Regions from separate parts of the Mus musculus genome. Here region 2 is linked to region 1. The links are chromatin loops, found by intact Hi-C in ENCODE. Cell type or tissue: left cerebral cortex. All regions are shown on one strand.

Evidence for each region. Peaks named below come from ENCODE experiments on the same cell type or tissue, not always from the same donor. Only the 100,000 strongest peaks of a DNase experiment are listed, where the experiment ranks them.
Region 2: it touches region 1 in a loop (4-fold over the local background); 4 of 42 quality-filtered maps call a loop at or near these places.

What each region holds. Positions count from the first base shown.
Region 1 is chr19:28,432,032-28,440,031 of GRCm38, reverse strand. The region is part of intron 4 of Glis3 (GLIS family zinc finger 3); the gene reads left to right. Among named protein-coding and RNA genes, the nearest start is that of Gm35866, 72 kb to the right of the region's middle. In left cerebral cortex, no CTCF peak of the experiment used is centred here; a DNase peak (open chromatin) is centred at 3,426.
Region 2 is chr19:28,498,267-28,506,266 of GRCm38, reverse strand. All of the region lies in intron 4 of Glis3 (GLIS family zinc finger 3), which reads left to right. Among named protein-coding and RNA genes, the nearest start is that of Gm35866, 140 kb to the right of the region's middle. In left cerebral cortex, no CTCF peak of the experiment used is centred here; DNase peaks (open chromatin) are centred at 3,142 and 3,474; H3K27ac peaks cover 244 bases.

The DNA.
Region 1 (8,000 bases):
GAACTCTCTGTACTATCAGGCTTTTGGTTTCTGGTACAGATACATCAGTGTGAAAAATGCTTCCTGTACCTAACGGTGTTTGTAGCTGAGTGCGTATGTCTGAAGTGGGAAGAGGGCAGCGGCTTCGCTCCTATATTCATGGAATTGTTTTACATGACACATAGAAAGGTGGGAAGGGTTTTCTTATACACTTTTACACTTTTTTTCATTCCCTACACAGTGTTTGTTTTACAGGAAGATTTTGTACAAATGGAAGAAATTAAAAAACAAAACAACAAGAAAACAAAAAAATACCAGTTCCTCCAATTCTCCCCTCTCTCTTGTCACCTTCCTGACTTCTGCCAAAAGTAATTATTTTTAATGAGAATTCTCAGCCATTAAAAAAAAATTGACTTTAGAAAGCTGTGCTGGAGAGTCCAATCTCTCCATGGGTATGTCAAAACAAAAGTCAGAAACAGATGAGCCCACCTTCCCCCAAATATCCAAAGCTTCAAGAAAGTCACAGCAAATGAAAATGAGGCAAGAGAACGTGGCTGACTAGAGAAAAGCCATTAACTAAATCAATTAAGAAATAAATACCATCCGGGGAGAATTTCTCCCTAGTCTGTAAGATCAGTGGGCCTAGCCATGCCACAGACTCACTAGGCAAGCAGAATGTTGGGGCTTGGGGGGTCTCTCCATTTTTGGACGAATTTTTGTCTAAACTTTTCGTAAAAGGTCTGCTTTTCTGTTCATGCATCAGTTAGGGTCATGGCACGGCATGTTTCCAAAGGCCTTTCCCGTGAGACCAAAGACACCGATATGCTCACTGGATGCCATGTTTTTGCCACCAAGATAAACCACACTCTTGGTTTTGCTTTCTGGACTATTGTTTCAGTTTTCATTTGTTATTTATCTATGAGCACCTAGGGGTCAGAGACTTCGTCCTTTTTGACTCCTTTATTTGCCTGGGGCTTGGCTGAGTACTCTCAAATAACCAGATCCTGTAGCAGCAATCATCAGCAGTGGCCTTCTTCCTTCGCTCTGGTCTGAAGACATTTTCTTTACACTTGTGGTGTGGTACTTTATGTATTTGACATATACAACACACACAGACACACACACACACACACACACACACACACACACAGAGAGAGAAAGAGAAAGAGAGAGAATATCTTGCTTTTATAATGTAAGATTTGTAATGAACCTTTTCAAAGGTTCAGACTTCTCTGGGTGTAGGGAAAGTGCAAGAAAGAATGAGCTAGCTTAGGCAGCCTTCTTCCTTCAGTACACTCACCCTCTGGAGAATACGTGCCTGCTTTACAACTGCAGGGTTTTTTTAGAATCATACATTCCACCTTGTACATACAAAGTGATATTTTACTACTCTCAGAAATAGTTACTAATGGCAAAATTTTAGTAGTTTCATCAATCTAATGTGTCCTTAAGTCAGAGTTTGATCTGGAAAATAGGAGCCACTGCAGAAATTTGAAACATGAAAGAACTTGATATTACATCGTATAGAACCATTTTGAGGGAAGGATAAGGGAACGTCTCTTTCTGAAGATGCTGTGGGAAGCAAATGGCACAATCGTTCATGACCTCAACCATTTGTATCACAAAAACGGACAACTTGCCGGGAAGAGTTCAGAATCTGAACAAGTTAACATCTGCATTTCCCCCAGGACCTGCCTGCTGGTACTGGAGGAGACCATGGCTTTTCCGTCTCCTCTATGTTCCAGGGAATGCCCACATTCCTTTTGGAGTTAGATTAGCCTGGAACCTTTCGAGTAAGAGAGCCAGAGAGTGGAGTTTTTATGGGTTTCTTTGTGGAAGAGAAATGCTTATGGTGGCCAGACACTGCTTGGGGGATGTAGATGTTTGAATGAGATTGGCTCTTTTATAGACTTATATGTTTCAATGTGTGGTCACCAGTGAAACTATTAGTGAAACTATTTGTAAGTGTGGGCTTGATGGAGCAGGTATCACTGGATGTGTGCTTTGGGGTTTCAAAAACCCATGTCAGGCGTTCTCTCTCTCTCTCTCTCTCTCTCTCTCTCTCTCTCTCTCCCTCTCTCTCCCTGTGTGTGGGTGTGTGTGTATGTATGTGTGTCTATATATGTCTGTATGTCTGTGTATATGTCTCTTTGGGTGTATATGTATGTCTCTATCTGTCTTTGCCCCCTCTTTCTCTCTCTGTCTCTACACTCCCCTCTCTATGATGGTGAAGATGAAGAGCTCACCCTTGGAAACTGTAACCAAGCCCCAATGAAGTGCTTCCCTTTAAAGGTTGCCTTTGTCATGGTGTTTCATCACAATAGACAAATAACTAAGACTGTTGGCATGTTGGCATAGAAGAGCACAAAGGGACTGGCAATAGCAGCTCTATAAGATGGCTTATGTACTCCTGTTTGATACTCAATGACACTGAATAACAAAATCCAAATATGTTGGCCCACTTTCACATGTACGTGGCCAAGATGGGATTACAAGTCCAGCCAGTCTGGAGATCAAAGCCTGTGTCCTTGACTGCTACACCAGTGTTCCTGACTGAGGATGAGTCTTATTTTGTCACCTCAGATTTCTGGAATGCCTTCTACAGAGGGAAGTCTGATTCATGTAAGAGGAGGAGAGATGCTGTACTAGGAGAGCCTAATGGTATATAACAGGAGTGATACCAAACACATACGACCCAGAGGAAGCTTCCTAGATAAAGTATGATCTGACCCAAGATCCCAGCACGTCAGAAGTAGAGCTTCCTGACCCTGTAGTTTGATGAGAGGACTAGAAGAGGGAGGATGGGAATAGAGAAGACTTCTTGTCCTATTTGGTGTCTAATATCTAAAGGCCTCCTATGTTTCCTCTGAGCAGGGCAAGTGTGGCCTGAATCCTCCTTGTCCTTCTTCAAAGTCTGCATTTGTAGCGAATGCAGGTGGACCAGGCCAGGGTGGAGGGATGGGAGGCTCCTCATGAGATCGCCAGATCCTTCAATGTTCAACCCAATGTCTCTGGTGGTTCCTGGAATGTTTTCCAGACGTGACACTTTGTCTCTTGTTTCTTCTTCTTGCTCTGTCTGGAACTACTATTCGCTGCCAAATATAACACAGACCCGTGGGGAACATTAGAACACTTGGGCTCCAGCTGTGAGCCCAACAACCTGGCCAACATGAATGAGTGGCTGCCCCTTGCCCACCAATTCTAGTGTGAAACTGGTACCGTTTCTTCTCTGCCAAGACTCTTCAGAAGCTTCAGTCTCAGGGAATGGGCCATGGGCTGCACCTTGCTGGCCAGCAGGGACACCACCCATTATACTGAGTGGCAGCTGGTGCCTGTCACACATGTCCTAGTGGCGTTTGTGTTGGAAGAGAGGAGTGATCAGTGCCAGCTGGCTCCTCAGCTGCCATGGTAAACAGTGAACACGAACCACCTTGTGTCTGCAGCACAGCTGAGGGGCTGGCTTTGCACACGGGCTGTGCGAGGGAGGTGGGCAGCCTCCTCATGCTCCGTGTGAGCAATTTCCATTCTGTTGTTTTCTCTCGCACATGGTGTTCTGGAACAGCTCTGGAGGGAAAGAAAAAGAGAAACTGACTCACTGTTTTGACTTAGATTCTATGAGATTCATCTTTAGATTTGTCCATTTTCTTGTGTGTAAGAGCAAAATAATTATCAGCGGGTTAATGGGTGAGTGGTTTTTGTGGCTTTGGTATAGGAGTACATGTTACTTCCTTGTGGAAAACACACGTTCCAGTGGACAGAGCTCTAGGCTCTGAGATAGAGACCTGCATTCTCGCTCTGATGCCCCGAACGTGTGTGTTAGTTACTCGTCTCACTGATTGACCAAATACTCAACAAAAGTAAATTTACAAAGGAAGTGTTTTTTTCTTGGTTTACCATTTAAGATGGAATACATTTATTTCATCATGTCACAAAAGCACAGTGGCGGTTGCAGTGTGTGTGATTATAACCGTGTCCCCAGTCCCAACACAGAGAACAGACAGGAAGTGAGGCCGGGCTTTACAACCTCAAGACTAGCCCAGGGTGACCCACATTCTTCAACAAGACTTCACATCATGAAGGTCTCATAACCATCTGGGAATTGAGTAAAGTACCTGAGCCGTAGGAGGTACTTCACACACAAGCCACCATACCATGCTTAACTAAGCCACTTCACTTCTCCCTGTATCTAAAGTGTAAACACTGCTGTCTTAGTTACTCTTCCTGTTGCTGGGATAAAATATCAAGACAAATGCAACTTAAGGGAGAAAGGCTCTCTTCTAAGTCACAGGTGAAGGGTATAGTCCATCACGGGTGTGTGTGTGTGTGTGTGTGTGTGTGTGTGTGTAAGACAAAATGGCAGGAGTTTGAAAGAGATTGTCACAACATATCCACATTTAGGAACTCAAAACTGTGAATGCACGATAAACATCAGTTAATCTAACCAGCATAGCCCTTCACAGGTATGTTCAGAGGCCTATCTCCTTGCTGACTCTAGATCTGGTCATATCTGCACCAGTAGCTACTGGAGTGTATTGTCACCCTGAAAGTGTATTTCAGCTTGAAATGACTCTGGATTTAGACTGCAGTGGTACCAGTGTCACTGAAGTCTCTAGATCCCCAGCAGACTGTCCTTTTCATGCCCCGCCACCTCTGTCAACAGACATACTAAGCCTGTCAGCTTGAGGTTTCTCACAGACTGGGTAGGCAGAAGAAAAGCGTAGAGCCCTCTGAGTGTCACCTGCTTGCCTTGCTTGTCCTTGCACTTGTGTTAAAAGATGTCAAGCTAAGGGCAAAGACAGACCTAAAGGTATTGAGCCTCCACAGAGCTCTCCTAGCTCTGTATCGCTTACTTAGGAGCCCTGGGAAGGTCGACTTTTAAATGTCCACTGGAGGCATTTTGACCGGATAGCCGTGTGCCCTCTTCCCTGGCTGAGGGCAGGGCAGGTACTAAGCACTGTACTAGGCTTAGTGTTCATCCTGGGCTTAGACGTTTGCAGTCAGTAAGTTCCATGCTTCATGCTGAGCAGAAGGAAATGCTCTTCAGGGATCTCATGCCCTCCCCCTTTGAGTCATATCACCAGGTAGGCCAAAGCCTCTCTCGGCCACTCCTGCCTCTCTTTGAATGCTTTATAGACAGCAAGCTTTCCAAGGGCTAAAAGTTATGTTTCGATAAAGAGAATTTAAGAGCTGTGGAATGTGGGCTTTCTTTGGAGAGTGGGAAGCAGCCTGGTATGTACAGATATCCACCAATAGAAAATTGACCTTTGGACTTGCGGGGGGGGGGGGGTGTCTTGTTGTGTGGAAGGCTGGATTGGCCCCCAAGGGAAAGCCAGTAACCTTAAGAACATCTCTGCTTGGTCTTCTCTGGTTTGGTTCTGGATAAAACACACTGAACAAAAACAGTTTAGGGCAGGAAAGAGTTCATTTAGCTAACAATTTCAAGTTATAGTCCATTATTGCCAGGGAATGAAGACAGGAACAACGTAAGCAGTCACATCATACAGGGAAGATCAGCAATAAGGCAATGCACCTATGTGGCCTGCCTGCTTCTGCTTGGCTAGATTTCTTCCTTTCTACACCGTTTAGGGCCTGATCTATGAAACAGTACCAACCACACTCAGGCTAGTTCTTCCATCCTCAGTTAATTAAAAGAGGATCCCCCGCAGACACTCACAGGCTAATCCGAACTAGATAACTCTTCATTTGGTCTATCTTGCCAGGTGATTTGAGGCTATGGAAAGTTGATGCTTAAAATGATCATAGCTACTAAACCCTCATTACCATCAAAGCAAGAGTCCCCATACTTACTTCCTGACTTACGTCTCTCCCTATACTTTCTTGTGTACTCATAGAGGTGCACAATCTTTTATGGAGTTCTTCTATGTGCATGTGTGCCCTTGTTGTCAGAAGATGAGTTGTGTGGGTCATTAATGAATTTTTTTATAGTATAAAGAATATTCTGCATATGTACATTTCTTTAGTTTCTTTAGGGTTTTTCTTAAATTCTTGATGAACTTTTAGTAGAATTTTGGCTTTCACTATCTTGTGGAGTATAAATAACATAATTACTTAATTGCCCTCCTAGTAGAGTCCAGCTCTTATTGTGACAAAGAATTGAAAAGACAGTGTCTAGAGATAAAGATGTAGGTAGTGCTGAGGTAAGGAATAGGACCTTGAATCAGGAAGAGGTCCCAGAGAGATTCTTGGACTTCGCTTATCATTAGCCTCGTACAGGGACCGAGAAAGCTGGGCTCACACTATCAAAAGCTCATTGAAGGTAGTCTGGACTTTATTATGGTCAACTCATAAAGAGGGAAGCGAAGGTGTTTTGCTCATTCTCGTTCTGGGTGCCCTTCCTCTTTTAGGAGCCCCTGGACACAGGGCAGCACCTACCGAGTCCAATCACGGCTGGAAGAAATGCCATGGCTTGCAGTGGATTTGTGTGTACCCTTTCATTTTTTTGGGGGGGGGGTTCTCTTGTTTATCTTTTTCTTCTAGAAGATGGGTTGAACTCATGACCTTCAGGATTGTTCTTAGAAACATTCAGCCCTGTGTTAATTTTCTTTCAACAACAAAAAATTGTATTTGCCTGGGAGATATTGGGCTTTGGTTAAGAGCTGCTGTTTTCTGGACATCTCAGTCCAAATGGACTTCAAGAAACATTTGTCACCTTGTCACAGTACTTTTCATGGGTTTTTGATTTGACTGTTTGACTGTCTCTCTACTCTGATTTTCAGCTTGTGTCATCATTCCTTACTAACTCATCAACACTTATGTACCTGGAAATACTGGTTTTTAGGGAAAGAACATGGTCATTCTAGAAACATGTTACATCCCAGCTCTCTCACACTGATGTTCCAGTTTGGTTTTTTTACTCTCTGAAAAAATATTTTGAACAAAAGCAACTTAGGGTAGAAAGGGTTTATTTGGTTTATACTTCTGCATCATAGTCCATCATCAAAGGAAAACAGAGCATGAACTCACTCAAGCCGGAGGCAGGAACTCAGCACAGACGGTGCTTACAAGCTTGCTTTCCTTGGCTTGCTCAGCTACCTTTCCTACATCACCCAGGACTGAGTGCCTAGGAGTGGTACTGCCCGCACTTGACTGGGACCTGCAACATCAATCAATCAATCAATCAATCAGTCAATCAGTCAATCAGACAAACGCATGCACACTCACATGCATGCACACCCTACCCCACAAAGGCATGCCTACTGGCCAATGTGGTGAAGGCAGTTTCTCAACTGAAGTTTTCCTCTTTTTATGTAGTGTCAGTTTGTATCATGGTGACAAAGAATTAACTACTAAATAAACTTGGGTAAGTCTTTAAGAACCATGTACTTAAAAGAAAACAAAAAGAGTCGTATACTTGAGTATTTTTATCCACAACATAGAGATGACAGTACTTACTGGGTTAAATACTTAATGTACATAAAGGGATAGGCATTTGGTAGTTGGTTGGGTTTTGTCAACTTGACACAAACCTCTTTAGGAGGAGGAAACCTTAATTGTAAAGATGCCTCCATAAGACTGGCCCGTGGGCAATTCTGTACACTGTTGTTCTGATTAATGGTAGATGCAGGTGTCCTGGGCTGTATTAGAACATTGGTTAAGCAATCAGTGGGGAGCAAGCAGGTAACATTCCTCCACGTTCTCTGTTTCAGTTCTTACACTGACTTCCTGCCCTGACTTGCCTCAGTGATAGGGCATGACCTGAGAGTTCTGGCCTGAAACAAACCCTCTCGTCCCTAAGTTGCTTTTGATCCGGTTGAGTTTTCATAGCAGTAGGAACTCTAATTATGACAGTGGTTGAAGAACATGACCTTCAAGCCTTTTCACCCATCCTCATCCTTAGGTCCTCGGATGTCCCTCACCTCGGTGACATGCTCACAGCATGACTCGAATTAAACAGTCACACATTTTTATCGCCTGGCTTCCAGTTAGATTATGTTCTCATTGGCTGCTTGACCCCACTTTCCTTTCCTTTTAAAAATTGTGTTTGGGTAGCTACATAGGAT
Region 2 (8,000 bases), 66 kb before region 1:
TGTCCCCGTACTCAACAGCAATCCTCAGCCTCTCTGCTGTGGTCACTGTGCCATCTGTAATGTCCAGTTGTCCAGCTTTAATGTCCCTGTTTATACGAATAGATTTTAAACCTACACCCTGCCCTGTTTGCTCTTCTCTGAAGCAAGGCCTTTCAGACAGGCTACTTAATGGTCCAGAGAAACTGGACTTTCAGTCTGCCAGGAAATTGTTGATTATTTTCCCACGAAAGGCTGGCCTTTCAGAATCCATTTTCCATTTTGTGTTTCACCTCAGAAACTTTTTGGTCAGGCAGTCGTGGCCCTGCATGCATTTCAGATGCACATATATTCAGAGATTTCACTCAAACTATGTTTTGCTAATGTAAGTTGGGAAGTAAAAAAAAATATATTTATCCATATTCTAAATAAGAGAGAAAAAGACTGCCTCGGCATTCAGTGGAGCCACGGTAAATCTAGTTATCTTTTTTACCTATTAGTATTTTAGATTTCTTCATCAACTTGGTTTATTGGCTTCAAATAAATATAATTGTGGATTTTCCTCATTTTAAATGCTGCCATTTCTTAGGAAAACCACATCTGTTAAATGGCAGGAGATGGCTGTCAGTTTGTGGAGGCCATGGGGATGAGCTGGGATCCCTGATGGAGGGAGACGTGACCCAGTGTGAGACTCCTCCCAGATAGTCCACGGTTGGTTAGTCTGTAACGTTTTGTGGGGGTTGAGATCAAAAGGAGATAGCTTTATGCAGGGATGGTGCAGAGTTCACGATCCCTCAAATCCAGGCACAAACTGCCCAGCCCTCTCCTTTTTTCACTCAACAGGACACGTGGGGAAAGAAATCCACAACCCCACAAAAAGATGTGCATTGAAAATAAGACATTCACTTGCCGAGAACTCCCTTCATCTAGTTGATTACTAAGGATTTAATTCTAAAAGATCTTTTTGCAATTTCACCAATTTCAGTTTAATTCAATGAGAAAGGCATTCTGCATTTGTGCCATGTTAGATTCTGGTGATTTGTGCCCACAGTGGAATCTTGACCTTGGAGAACTCCCAGTACAATATGAAAGTTAGTATTACCTGTTCCCTGAGACAGTGGGGATTAGGGAAGTTTGCTTTGGTAACTCGGGAGGGAGGGGCGGACTGCTGTCCTGTATGCAGTTGGAGGCACAGCACAGAGAGTGTAGCTGAGGCTTGGCCCATTGTGAAGCTTCTTTAACAAGACCAAGGATAGAGGCAGGGTGAGTCCTGGGCTCAAAGAGCTCTGTACTCAGATAGAGAGTGGGAAATGCATGTTTGAAGGGACTGGAGAGAAGGCTCAGTGGTTAAGAGCACTGACTTCTTTTCCAAAGGTCCTGAGTTCAAATCCCAGCAACCACATGGTGGCTCACAACCATCCGTAATGAGACCTGATGCCCTCTTCTGGTGTGTCTGAAGATAGCTACAGTGTACTTACACATAATAATAAATAAAACTTTGGGCTGGAGTGAGGGGGGTCGGAGCGAGCAGAGGTCCTGAGTTCAGTTCCCAGCAACCACATGATGGCTCACAACCATCTGTACAGCTACAGTGTACTCATATACATACAACAAATAAGTAAACTTGACAAAAAAGAAAATGTATGCTTGAATAGGATCTATTCAGTGATGGATAAATGTCTAGAGATGCAGGCACACATTTAGAGACAGTAATCTTATGATCCTATAAAGGTTAGATGCCATAAAAAAGGGTGGAGGGAAGTAGATGATGTAATACAGACATAGTAGGGGCACATAGTGCAGTTGTCTCAGGGAAGGAAAGTTCTTAACGCCACGTGAAGGCTGGGACAGAGAAGCTGCCATCGTCTAGGACAGCTGCTATTTTAGCAGCTGGCCAGGGTACAGAAAGGGCTGCGTGCAGTAGAAGCAGGCAAGCCTGAGTGAGCATACGAAGGCAATGGGCAGGCTCTGAAGATGAAGACACCCTCCACCTCAGGTATTGTGGACCTGCTGAGCAGGGACAGCTGAGTTTAGACAAACGCTCTACTGCTGAAAGAGCCGGCAGTCCAGAGGAACAGAGTATTCCCAAACTGAAGCCTAGGAAGTGATACGAGAACATGACAGAGAAGTCAGCAGTTAAACTGGTCAGTTTCAAAGCCATCAGAATGCCGAAGTGATTCCAGAGTACCGGAATGACAGGAGTCAAGTGAACTTGTGAGTGTGGCCAGAACTGAACACGGGAGTGCCTCCTCCTCCGTGGCTGAGCACTTCTGTAGCTGGGTAGCTACCGTGGTGTTAGTTTGTTGACGTTAGGCTTGAGAAGTAGCCTTGATTTCTATGGAGAAAAGACTTTGGCAGGAAGTTAATGGCAGAGTGGAGTCCCAAGGAAAGTCGGGGAACACCGACTCTCACTCTTGGCTCTGAGGCAGATAGTGAAAAGAAAGAGAGTTGGTGAGACCTCTCTTCAAGTTACCTGTTTGGTGAATTCACCCCTGGGTTGCTGATTAGTGTGATGCTGAATAGGCCCCAGGAGGCAAGAGGATGCTGATAGTCTGAAGCCTGAAAGGAGGAGTCAAGGTAGGGAGATGGGAAAGCTCGGTGGAGCCACCTCCAGGGACATTCTGCCACGGAACATGGTCTGTCCCCTGCCTTCCCTAGCAAGCTGTCCTCTCATTTCTGTTGAATATAAATCCACCCCATATCATTTTCCTTGGACTTCCTCAGAACTAGGTTCCATAAAGGTTTGCATCTCTTTGCTTATAGAATGTGATGCTCCCCATCACAGATGGGCCCAGGCCTGCCTGCCTCCTCTGATGTTAACATGGGTAGGAGGAATGGAGAAGGCTTCTGTAGAGGACATGGTGCCAAGCATCACGGACCGTTGCTCTGAGTGGACAGGGATGTACCAGTTAGCAGCCACAGTCCTACCGTGGTGTTCTGTAAACAGCGTGGCTGTGCAGGAGGAAGGAGCCAGAGAGCTTGTTAGGTCACCGGCGCTCAGAGCTTGCTGTACAGCTTCGCCGTACGGCTTCTGTTGTTTATAACGTTCCGTAATGTGTGATAACAAAGAGCAGTGTATGCTAACAAAGAGCACTCTGTTACCATGAGTTATTTTAACCACCACCCTTCGATGCTCAGCCTTTTTTTCCCCTTCTTCCTCACAGCTCTGTTTCTGGCTCCCTATCTCTGTCACCCACTTCCACCTCCTCCCCAGCTGCTCCTCCTCGTCTGCTTGGGTGAAGTCCTTTCCTGTGGCTCTTTTCCTCTGCCACCGAGAACCTGCTGGAGGCTTCTGTATCAGAGCACTAGCAGTTGGCCCTACCTTTCCACCCCCCTCCCAATTTCTATTAAGGGTTCTTCAAGTTAGAGAAAAAATATCTAGGAGAGCTTGAAATTTCAGGGGAGTCTAGAAAGGTCTCTCTCTCTCTCTAGTGTGTGTATGTGATGAGCTGCTGGGTTTGGAAGACTTTGTAGTTGATTTTTCTTTCTTCTTAAACAACTTTGGATTGTTCTGTGGGTGTTTGTTCTTGTGATGATGGGGACTTTCCATATATAAGGCAAATGCTTTACTACTGGAATATGTCCCCACTCTGTCTCTCTGTCTATCTTAATGCTAATGACTAAAAGCACTCACGTTTTATTAAGCTCAACCTACTGGAGGGACCATTGTATTTTGTACGTGTACATAGTAACTGGACCCCGAACCCTGGATGTCTGGCTCAGAATGATCCTCTGTGAGCCTCGGGGGAGCCGGGAGATCTCCTGCAGCAGAAACAAATCTAGAGTGGTCAGATATGGGCACCGTCATCCCCTAGAAAGGGTTTCTCTCTGTCTCTGTCTCTCTCTGTCTGTGTGTGTGTGTGTGTGTGTGTGTGTGTGTGTGTGTGTGTGTGTGTCTGTGTGTGTGTGTGTGTGTGCGCGCGCGCGCTGTGGTTACTGCATGAATCAGCAAGTGAAATCAGACAGTGTTGATAAAACAAAATGGTGCGTGTGGCAAGATCCTGTGACCTTCACACTGACCTTGCACAAGTTCACAGGGAGTGAGTTTTATGGCTCTTTTCCCCCCTTTTAGCATTTGTTTGGGGGTGAGTTGGCTTGTAAAACACACCAGCTAATTCTCTGAGCTCCTTTTCCCTTAAACCTTGCATGTATCTTCAGTGACACAAATCATACCAAGAAAAATGAATGTAGATTTCAAAGAAAGAAATCCTGGCGTTTGTCTGTGTGGCCTTTAAAAATCGTGTGGATGCTGTCATTTCTCAGTTTCCTTACTTCAGTTGAACAACATGAACCCTAATATCTTTACCTATTTCAAACATTCATTAATACTAAGTCAAACTCAGGGCTGGACATAGGGTTTCTGAAATGATTTTAAACCCATGTTTCCTGTAGCAGCTGAAGGCATATGACAGGATTGTAGATATTAGCCTTGGTTAATAGTAGAGTATCGCTTAGTAATGTCTGCCTTGAGTGCAGCAAGGACTGCAGCAATGGCACGTTTTTGCCATTGCTGCTTAATGACATTTAGAACTACGAACATGTGTTTTACACACAGAAAACATGCATGCACACACACATGCATGCCTTGAATCAAAAGCGCATGGTTCTATCATGGTTCTATTCCTTTCTGAATGATCCATTTTCAATTAAATCAGAGTTTACTCTGAATCCTATGTCTTAAAATAATGGGCAACAGAGGAAAAGGTATATAGATAACTCAGCTTATACACAGCATTACTTGAGACCTTGGTGTTTTATAGGAAAACATAGGCATTTTGCAGAGGATGAGTTACAAATTACAGCCCATAACTCATCGGATACAGTACTGGTTCTAAAATGGGACTTTTTTTAAAAATATGACCATGGGCTTAGGAGCCAAATGAGGTGTTGTGAAACAAGAAGGAAATCATGCATATTCCATCCTCAGTCTGTTTCGAAAGTGAATACTAATATTGTTTTAATTGCTCTCAGATGTCTGACAGAATTATGCTTTGAAATAGCCAAGTGAAGAGTCAGGAGCGGCAAAAAATAGTCTTTTTGGAATGCAGGACAGGGATGGGTGATGCTAATCAGATTTCAAGGTTCATCTTGACCCACTGCCTCTCGGGACACTGATCAAAGTTCGTGAGTCCTTCTGATGCCGAGTTATTCATTAGAGTTCGCAGCACATAATTATGGACTGTCAGAGATCTCAGTTTTGTATAATAAATGAGTAGCATGCCCGCGGCTTGCTGAAGTGTTAGCTTAATAATCTCATAAGATAGGTTGTTTTCCTTCTCCCTCAAGACTTGAGCAAACTGGCGTATGTCTTGCCCACCCCACCTCAAAAAAAAAAAAAAAAGATGTAGCGTTTAGGATTTTGATTTCTTTAAACGTTTATTTCTAAGGGGAAGAAGCGCAGGTTTGCACCTCATGCCTTTGCCTTTGTTCTCCTGGCTGTGGAACTGGGGATGTAACCGATTTTGTTTTTATGCCCGAATCTTGGTAGGAACCTAGAAGTTTTCTTCCTAGCACACATGGCTGTATACAGTGAGATGTTAGTAAATCGGCACGGATAAGCCGTACCACGTTGAAACTGCTGCCTGCATGATACCCTTACTCAGGGATGCAATTATTTCCCTTGGTTTTGACAGGATGTCAACTGTGATGTGCACGGAGCACAAACATATCCTCAGACACCAGCATGTATTAGAAAAATCTTCCGGAGGAAAACTCGAGTACGCATCTGGAGCTCCCGTTCCGAGGCGTCCTCTGTCTTTGGGTTCTTGTTGATGTTTAGATTATTAGCTGATTATGCACATGAAGTAGCACTGAAGACGTGTGAATCATTCTATTTGCTGATCATAATTAACGGCAGTTTCTAGGAATATTGTGCCTTCATTTTCAAGTTGAGAGTTTAAGAGAAGAGCTATTCGTTATCAGTTATTTTGTTGGTATCTGCGGTAGAGACACTCATACATAAGAGCCCCAAGTGGGAAATCATGTAGCTTGCTGCTGTTGATTTAGAGATCCATCAGGGACAGCAAGATTGCTGGTCTACTTGGGAAAGTGTCTTTGTCACAACAGGTGTGTTGCTACCACAGGATCAACCTACTGCTTCTTATGCAACGGCTAAACACAATCACAATGCAATACTAGTTTGTTTCTAGTGTTCTCCCACAAATAAGCCCCTTTGCTCCAAGCCCTTTGCCCAGAACTCAGGCATTCAGCCAAAGATAGGTGCAAAGGCAGATGGGAAATGTAGTCTCATTGATTACACACCTGGCTGACTGTGCCCCACCCCTGCCCCACTCCGCTGATAGTTAGTTGTCTGTTCAACAGGGCAGCTGGGGTTGAATGGGTCAGGGAGAGAGGAAACAGATGCTTAATATTTAAGTGCAGTGTCTTTGCGCCAGGTCTATCTGCCCGTGGTGTTCTGGGTCTCAACGCTGGGATCTTAGCAACTGTCCTGCATTACATAGGGTGCTTGCTGGTTAATCCACAAAGAGCTAAGCACACAGTTCATGGTCCCTAAAATTGTGGAGCAGACTGTAACTTACATGGAAAAAGGCCAGCCAGCCAGTGTAGAAAATCTGTGCCTCAGAAAACTGACACCGTGGAGGACAGTGGCTAGCAGGAGCCATTTTGGATGGTGTTTTTCTTCAGGGGTGAATGGACGGTAGAGCTTGTATTAATGAATCATTAAAAACAGCCTCAGAGGCTTTTTTTTTTCTGTTGAAAAAGCCGCTGTTTGTCCCTTCACCTCTTCTCAGTCTTGATATCTGTTACACAACCTTAATGTCTTTAGACTTCTTCCATTTGGCAACTCTGACAGACTCCAACCACTTACCAGTCAGGGTCAGGTCCAGGAACAGGGTGCTTAAAGGTTCAGTCACTAAGGTAAATAGTATTTTAATGTAACATTTGAAGTCACCAGTATGGACTGAAAGCCCATGAAAAACAAAGTATCAACATTTCGGGTAGGTCATGCTGATGGCTAAGAGTGAGCAGGCGAGCTTGCTTCCCTTTAGAATGACTTTGTTCCCTGTGTATTTTAATGCTAAGTCGAACACTTTCAATACTAGATCCTGGTTTCTACCTGTGTCTAACTGCTCAGAACAGCGTCTGACACAGAACTCTGGTGCTCAGGGAATACTCCCCCTGGGGACAAAGAAGAGGGATATGATAACACATGAAGCATCCAGCACATGGATGGAGGAATGATTTACAATTGTACCAACACCGTTCTACTCCAACCACAAGGCCAAGCCTTACAATGGCCCAGTATAGGCACACTGACTGGGATTCGCAAGCAGGCAGAATCCTGAAGACAGTTCTTTGATAGTATTGTCCAAATGGATAATCCGTAGATTTCCTAAATGCTTATGGGTGTCTTCTGTCTTTCAGGAGAGTGTTCAGTGTCTTCTCTTTGTAAAATAGCTTTCAGTACCTTCCTTTCTGCGTTCTTTCAAAAGAGTATTCTGTCCTCACTTTCTTTTTGTTTCCAGCCATATTTCATTGAATTTCTCTGATGGGATGGGAGCTTTGAGTATTTATGAAGCATTTTGAAGTGCTTTATTATAATTACTATTATTATTATTTCTTTCAAAAGAAAAAATGAAGTTCTTCCTGATTTTGAATTTCTGTAAAAATTGTGCTTATGTGTCTCTATGTAAGCATCTTTGTGAGTGATGACATACAAATACAGGTGCCCATGGAGGCCAGAAGAGGGCATTTGATCCCATGGAACTGGAATGAGAGGCAGTTATGAAGTGTCCGATGTGGGTACTGGGGATAGAACTTAGGTCTTTTGGAAGAGCACAAGCGTGCTATTTCTGCAAGCTGAGGCTAACATTTTAATTATAGTTTTCTGGTTACACAGGGTGGGCTTTTCCAAGCGTGCACTTGAGGGTACATGTCGTTGCTGGCTTGGACATTTAACAGGGTCCCAAAGGCAGAGGGACAGAATGGGAGGATCTTGAAACAGCCTGGAACACCATTGATGTGAGGCCCTTCACTAAATAGGTGGTGAGAAAATCTCACCC